2 separate regions of the Homo sapiens genome follow, and region 1 is linked to region 2. Evidence: chromatin loops called from intact Hi-C (ENCODE). Cell type or tissue: Calu3. All regions are shown on one strand. Links, peaks and the distances in the headings refer to the core of each region. The heading gives the core; the rest is flanking DNA. Region 1 overlaps MARCHF3 (membrane associated ring-CH-type finger 3). Region 2 overlaps MARCHF3 (membrane associated ring-CH-type finger 3).

The links. A loop is a pair of places that touch in the nucleus more often than their neighbours do. Peaks named below come from ENCODE experiments on the same cell type or tissue, not always from the same donor. Only the 100,000 strongest peaks of a DNase experiment are listed, where the experiment ranks them.
Region 1: a loop joins it to region 2, with 2.7 times the contacts of the local background. A loop is called at or near these places in 3 of 110 quality-filtered maps.

What each region holds. Positions count from the first base shown.
Region 1 is chr5:126,916,340-126,919,253 of GRCh38, reverse strand. MARCHF3 (membrane associated ring-CH-type finger 3) reads left to right here. Exons shown (of 5, transcript NM_178450.5): 2 at 1,027-1,270. The coding sequence starts at 1,083. Among named protein-coding and RNA genes, the nearest start is that of MARCHF3, 110 kb to the left of the region's middle. In Calu3, for the core only: no CTCF peak of the experiment used is centred there; DNase peaks (open chromatin) are centred at 783 and 1,113.
Region 2 is chr5:127,002,497-127,005,410 of GRCh38, reverse strand. All of the region lies in intron 1 of MARCHF3 (membrane associated ring-CH-type finger 3), which reads left to right. Among named protein-coding and RNA genes, the nearest start is that of MARCHF3, 27 kb to the left of the region's middle. In Calu3, for the core only: no CTCF peak of the experiment used is centred there; DNase peaks (open chromatin) are centred at 1,410 and 2,460.

The DNA of each region.
Region 1 (2,914 bases), core at 148-2,647, 86 kb after region 2:
TATGTGTCACATGCTGACCTATTATTGAATCCAGTGGAGTTCCTCACTCCAGTGGGTCTGAGTGCTTTGAACTTGAGGTCATGACCCAAGCCTGCACCACACAGATTGGGAGCAGAATTCCTCACGGTTTATATGATAAACCATGTGCCTAGGAGGTAAGGCCCTTATTTGTAATGGATTATGTTTAATTGGTGATAGAGATCTCATTCATTATTTTCTCACGTTCTCCTATGTGTTTCCCTATGATGATGCATATACATCTGCATTTTAGGTAGTACACAAACAAGACATCATGCTAACGTATTTATTGTCACGTTCATTAGAAAATAAAAGCTCATTAAACTCATTTCATGAATAACTTGAAGACAAAGCTAAAATAGGTTCCATTTTTAAAGGAAGTTAATTTCAAGATGTATTGAGTAGAAAATTTTATTATGCAACAGATATGGCAAAAGTCGAAAGGTGGTACAGTCATTGAGTGATTCATGTTTGGCAAATATTGTCCTAGAACATACTATTAATACTTGGCCAAATTCATTTTTATTTTCCTTCCTTCTTTCTCTCTCCTTTTAATCTTAGTATCTCAGAATGAAGCTGCATGTAGAATAAATTGCTTACCAGAAAAAATAGTTCTGAATGTTTTTAATAATGATTTTAGTAACTTTTAGAGAGTGTCAACAAAAACTTATTGCTTCTCTAGCACAGAGCAGGGAACTGCTTATCTTCTCTTCAGATCTGGGCCTCAGAGTCATCATTCTGTCCCCTCGTGGAAAGCAGGGCTGCTAAATGTTTATATACACGGACATGCTTGCTGTCTTATTCATACCATATCTGCTGTTTCTTGTGGGCTCTGTGTGTGTGTGTGTGTGTGCACTTGTATTAAACAGTAACAAGATAATGTGCCACATCTAGGCTACCCCTGTTATTTGTATTAAATAATGACATGATGATGATGTTGGTGGCCCATAATTCTCCATTTTCTATTAGCCACCCTGCCCAAGTAAACTGTTTTCTGATCTCTCTTAGATGGAAATCCTGTATGAATGTGGAAGCCATTAGCAGAGTAATTGCTGTCTGTTACCATGACAACCAGCCGCTGCAGTCACCTGCCCGAAGTCCTGCCAGACTGCACCAGCTCAGCTGCACCCGTGGTGAAGACGGTGGAGGATTGTGGCAGCCTAGTGAATGGGCAGCCGCAGTATGTCATGCAAGTTTCAGCCAAGGACGGGCAGCTGCTGTCAACAGTAGTGCGGACTCTTGCCACCCAGAGGTAGTACCACAATTAAAATAAATGAATCTGTAATTGATCCAGAGAACTCTTTGTCAGATGGAAAATGCTAATGGGAATGTAATTAGTGCTCAGGTCTTTGTGTCAGGTGAGAGGAGGTGCTGGAAAAAAAAAAAAAAGACTACACGAGTTCTGTTATTGCCGTTTCTATAGCAATAGGATATAAAGCTAAAATTCACCTTATCAAGATTTCCCCTCAAATCATATTTACAAAGAGCCAGGAGGGGAAGGAACCCACAAGATACGGGGTTGTTATTTTGACATTGTTATGCTCTCTTGTTGTCTCCAGTAGGTAACAAAGGTGGTCCTATTGGAACAGGATTAAGAAGGTATCTGATTTCAGGCGACTGAGTCAAAGTGATTGGATTTGTGGGCAAAACTTTTGAAGTGACATTCTTGGTGTGCATGTGGACTGGCATTGCCTGATGGAAGCGCTGTCCAGGGCTACTTTCTGGGTGGGTGTCTTCTTATCACTTGGAGGTCTCTTCTGCTGTCCTCTCCTTCAGCCTCAATGGTCCCCCATCCCTGACCCTTCACGCACACTCTACCCTATGAAGTGCTATTGTGAAAACCTCCTGAGCCTTCCCAAGTGGTGAACTAAAGCCCGAGTGCAGGCTCTGAGCAGCTTGGAGACCACTTATCCTGACCAGCACTTTGTCTCCTCTTGTGCTCTTGTTGGATAGGGAGCTATGGGCTGCCAGGCTAATAGGAACTCCTTGGCTTCTCCAGCTTTTTCTCAGAATGGTTAAGTGGGACTTCTAACCTATGCATTTAAAAGGTGGATCAACATTGGATTTGCCCCCTAGTGTCAGTGCTGACACTTCTGACCTCTAACATAGGACCAGTCATTCACACCTTATTCTCTTACCTCTGTCTGAGTGATCAGTCAACCCCTCTGGTGCAGTGGCATCCCACCCTGGGCATGGTGGCCCTCAGACACTGAATCACACTCCCATGCTGTTGTAAACACTGCTCATATGCCCTCCATTTAAAATCTGTGCTGCTAGTGCAAAGGAAAAAATAGAAAAACCTTTAATATGTAATTTCTGACTCTTGGAGAACTTTTAACAATTGGTTAGGACTCAGAACAGGATGAGGCAGTGACTATCTTCGGTCCTCTGCGAACTGAGACTGGGTGACTGATGTGCCCCACTCACCCTTGCAGGCATCAAACAGCTCACTTGACCAGGAAGAGCAGGCTATGGTTGATGTGGTTGAGACCTGTGAGCCTCTGTGTGTGTGTGTGTGTGTGTGTGTGTGTGTGTGTGTGTGTCTGTCTGTCTGTCTGTCAGGTATTTTTACCTGCTTTCCCACCATGCGGTACTGTAAACCAGGTTTCAGAGTTTTACAGGCTCAGTGTAAATGAAGGAGGCCCAGAATCATGAGTTAAAAAAAAACTTGTCAGCTTTCTTTTCCCACTCGTGGGCACAAGTAGGCCTTTCAGGCTAGTGGGAGGGAGATCCTTTCCTTTTTTGATCTCCTTTTGGCCTTCACTCATTCCCAGGATCATTCTCAGAAAGGCCTTTGGGAAACAGCAGTCTTCCATGGCTATTTCCATTTGGACCAAAGATAGTGTTCAGGAGGATGAATGGGCATGTGCCTGGGTCACTGTCATCTTTGGGAGGC
Region 2 (2,914 bases), core at 137-2,636:
TAATCCCAGCACTTTGGGAGTTCAAGGCGGGTGGATCACTTGACACCAGGAGTTCAAGACCAGCCTGGCCAACATGGTGAAACCCCATCTCTACTAAAAATATAAAAATTAGCTAGGCGTGGTGGTGGGTGCCTGTAATCCCACCTACTCGGAGGCTGAGACAGGAGAATTGCTTGAACCCGGGTGATGGAGGTTGCAGTGAGCTGAGATCGTGCCACTGTATTCCAGCCTGAGTGACAGAGCAAGACTCCATCTCAAAAAAAAAAAAAAAAAAAAAGACTTTCTGAGCATGTATGTCATTCCAGGCTTTGGTCTAGTTACTGAGGATGCAAACATGAGGACGGAACTCTTTTCTGGACTTTCAAGGAGTTTACAAGTCCACTGGGAACTTTAGTATTCAACAAATAATCACAATATGATTTGTGTTTAGGAAAAACTTTTTTTTTTTTTAACTCCAGCATCAGCTGACACCAGCTGTGTGAGGGCATTGTGCTGGACTCCATGGGAAAAACAGAGATGGTAAGGCAACTCGTGTAGTGAATTGGGTCTCAGTTACTTGCTTTCGTGCCCTCTGCTTTTTCTAATATGCCTTTTATATTGCCAAAGAGCACCAATGAAGGCACTCTTCACTGGGGTTTTGCAGCTCTGTTTCCTTCATGTACTAAGTGATGATGTGCATGTAAAGGAAGTTGAGAGAGGGGTCATACTCCTTCCTATGTCTGAGCAAAGTTCTCTCTTTGAGTTTATGTGCATTTACATGTACTTCTTTGCCCATGGGATAAAGACCTGAACTCTTAGCTAAATTGGCAAATAGAAGAAAACAGGGAATAATAAAGGAGGTATGGAATTTCATAAGCTTCATGATCTCCTTCCCCAAAGGCTGAACCTATGTAATGAGGTAGTAGAACAAATTCATGCCAAGTCTGAATTTATTCCTATAAAAAAGAAATGATAGGAATAAAGTAAATTTAAATTCTATTTCTGCCTTCGTCATTAATTGGTAATATTCCTGAAGGTGATACGGAGTTTTTTTCTACAAGTATCAGGCTCTGTGTAAGGGCTAAAAATAAACAGAGCAGCACACGGAAATGGGCAAGCATTATTGATCTGTGTCAGGGCCATTTCCACTTTAATGTTTGCTAAAGGCACAGCCCCGTTTTGCAGCCTATTTATAGGGAGCAGATCATTCATTGCTATATATAGATAATAAAAACAAGGTGGATTGTCAGGTAAATTTTGGTTTCTATTAGGAAATAGGACTAGACGGGCTCTCCTTTGGAATTTGTGAAAGGGCTCATTTGTTCCTGTGGAACAAAGAAAGAGCCATACAGATGGGTGTCTGGAGCTGCCTTGCCCAGGACATGTCCACACCCTGTGTGCCACCTGCAGCTGGTGTCTGCCCTCACTGGCTGCCCCCAGCCTCCCTCAGCCACTCCCCATGCTGCAAGCAGGGGCCAAAACAAACAGGGCCCCTCCCAGAACCCTGCACCCTTCATTGTTCTGTCAAGTTCCAGTTCCCCATTAGTACATACCATGTTTGTGTGCACATGTGTGTGCAAATGTGTCCACATTACATTTGTGCACAACTGTGTACGACAAATGTAACGTTTTTGTGGGATCCTCTCATGACACATAATTCACTATCCACTTTTTGTAAGTTTTTCTCTTCACTCCTCATCTACCAAGGTTGTATACTCCTCTGGCACGATCTCGGCTCACTGCAAGCTCCGCCTCCCGGGTTCGCGCCATTCTCTTGCCTCAGCCTCCCGAGTAGCTGGGATTACAGGCGCCTGCAACCGTGCCCGGCTAATTTTTGTATTTTTAGTAGAGACGGGGTTTCACCGTGTTAGACAGGATGGTCTCCATCTCCTGACCTCGTGATCCGCCCGCTTCGGCCTCCCAAAGTGCTGGGATTACAGGCGTGAGCCACCGCGCCGGCCTTTGAGACGGAGTCTCGCTCTGTCGCCCAGGCTGGAGTGCAGTGGCGCGATCTCGGCTCACTGCAAGCTCCGCCTCCCGGGTTCACGCCTTTCTCCTGCCTCAGCCTCTCCGAGTAGCTGGGACTACAGGCGCCCACCACCACGCCCGGCTAATTTTTTGTATTTTTAGTAGAGACGGGTTTTCACTGTGGTCTTGATCTCCTGACCTCGTGTTCCGCCCGCCTCGGCCTCCCAAAGTGCTGGGATTACAAGCGTGAGCCACCGCGCCCGGCCAAAAGCCTTATTTTTCTAGTTTCACACCGCACTTACCAAGCTTCCACCTCTGAGCTTTTTTTTTTTTCTTTTTTCTTTCTTTCAACTGTCAGTTCAACAAGTGTTTTGTGAATGCTGGGCACCTGCTAGGATCTGGGGCTAATGAGATAAATGACAGAATCTCTGTCCCCCAGTTGCTTAGTCCACTGGGACTTGTGATTGTTGCTTTCCTGTCCTCTCCACTCTGGTTATCGATTGCTCCCTCCAGGCAGTTTCCTGCCAGCGTACACTATTGTAGTAACAGCTAAGTTTTGGCCCGGTAGAAATTCATTTCGTCTTAACTCCTCAATATTGTCTGATTTATGAAAGGAGCTGTGTTTGTAGAAAGGGGGCTCACCCGCCCTGAAAAATGTTCCAAGAAGGGGTTGGAATCTGGGTACGTTAAACATGTCAAAGGGATGCTAATGGCCATCCACTTTCTGAACGTTCTGCAGTGATATTGTTTCACCAGAGGACAAAGTTGTCCAGGCTCTGGAAAATGGCTTGTTGACAGTTTTTCCTCTGATGTGGTGAACTTAGTGCCAATACAGCACTGGAATGCTAACGTAACTAAGCATTTTTAAATCAATGCAGAAAACATACCAACCCTAAGTAACCATGGTAACTGTTTACTCCAGTTTGGGGCTGGTGAAATTGCTTTCCATCTCTGTGCCCATCCCTTC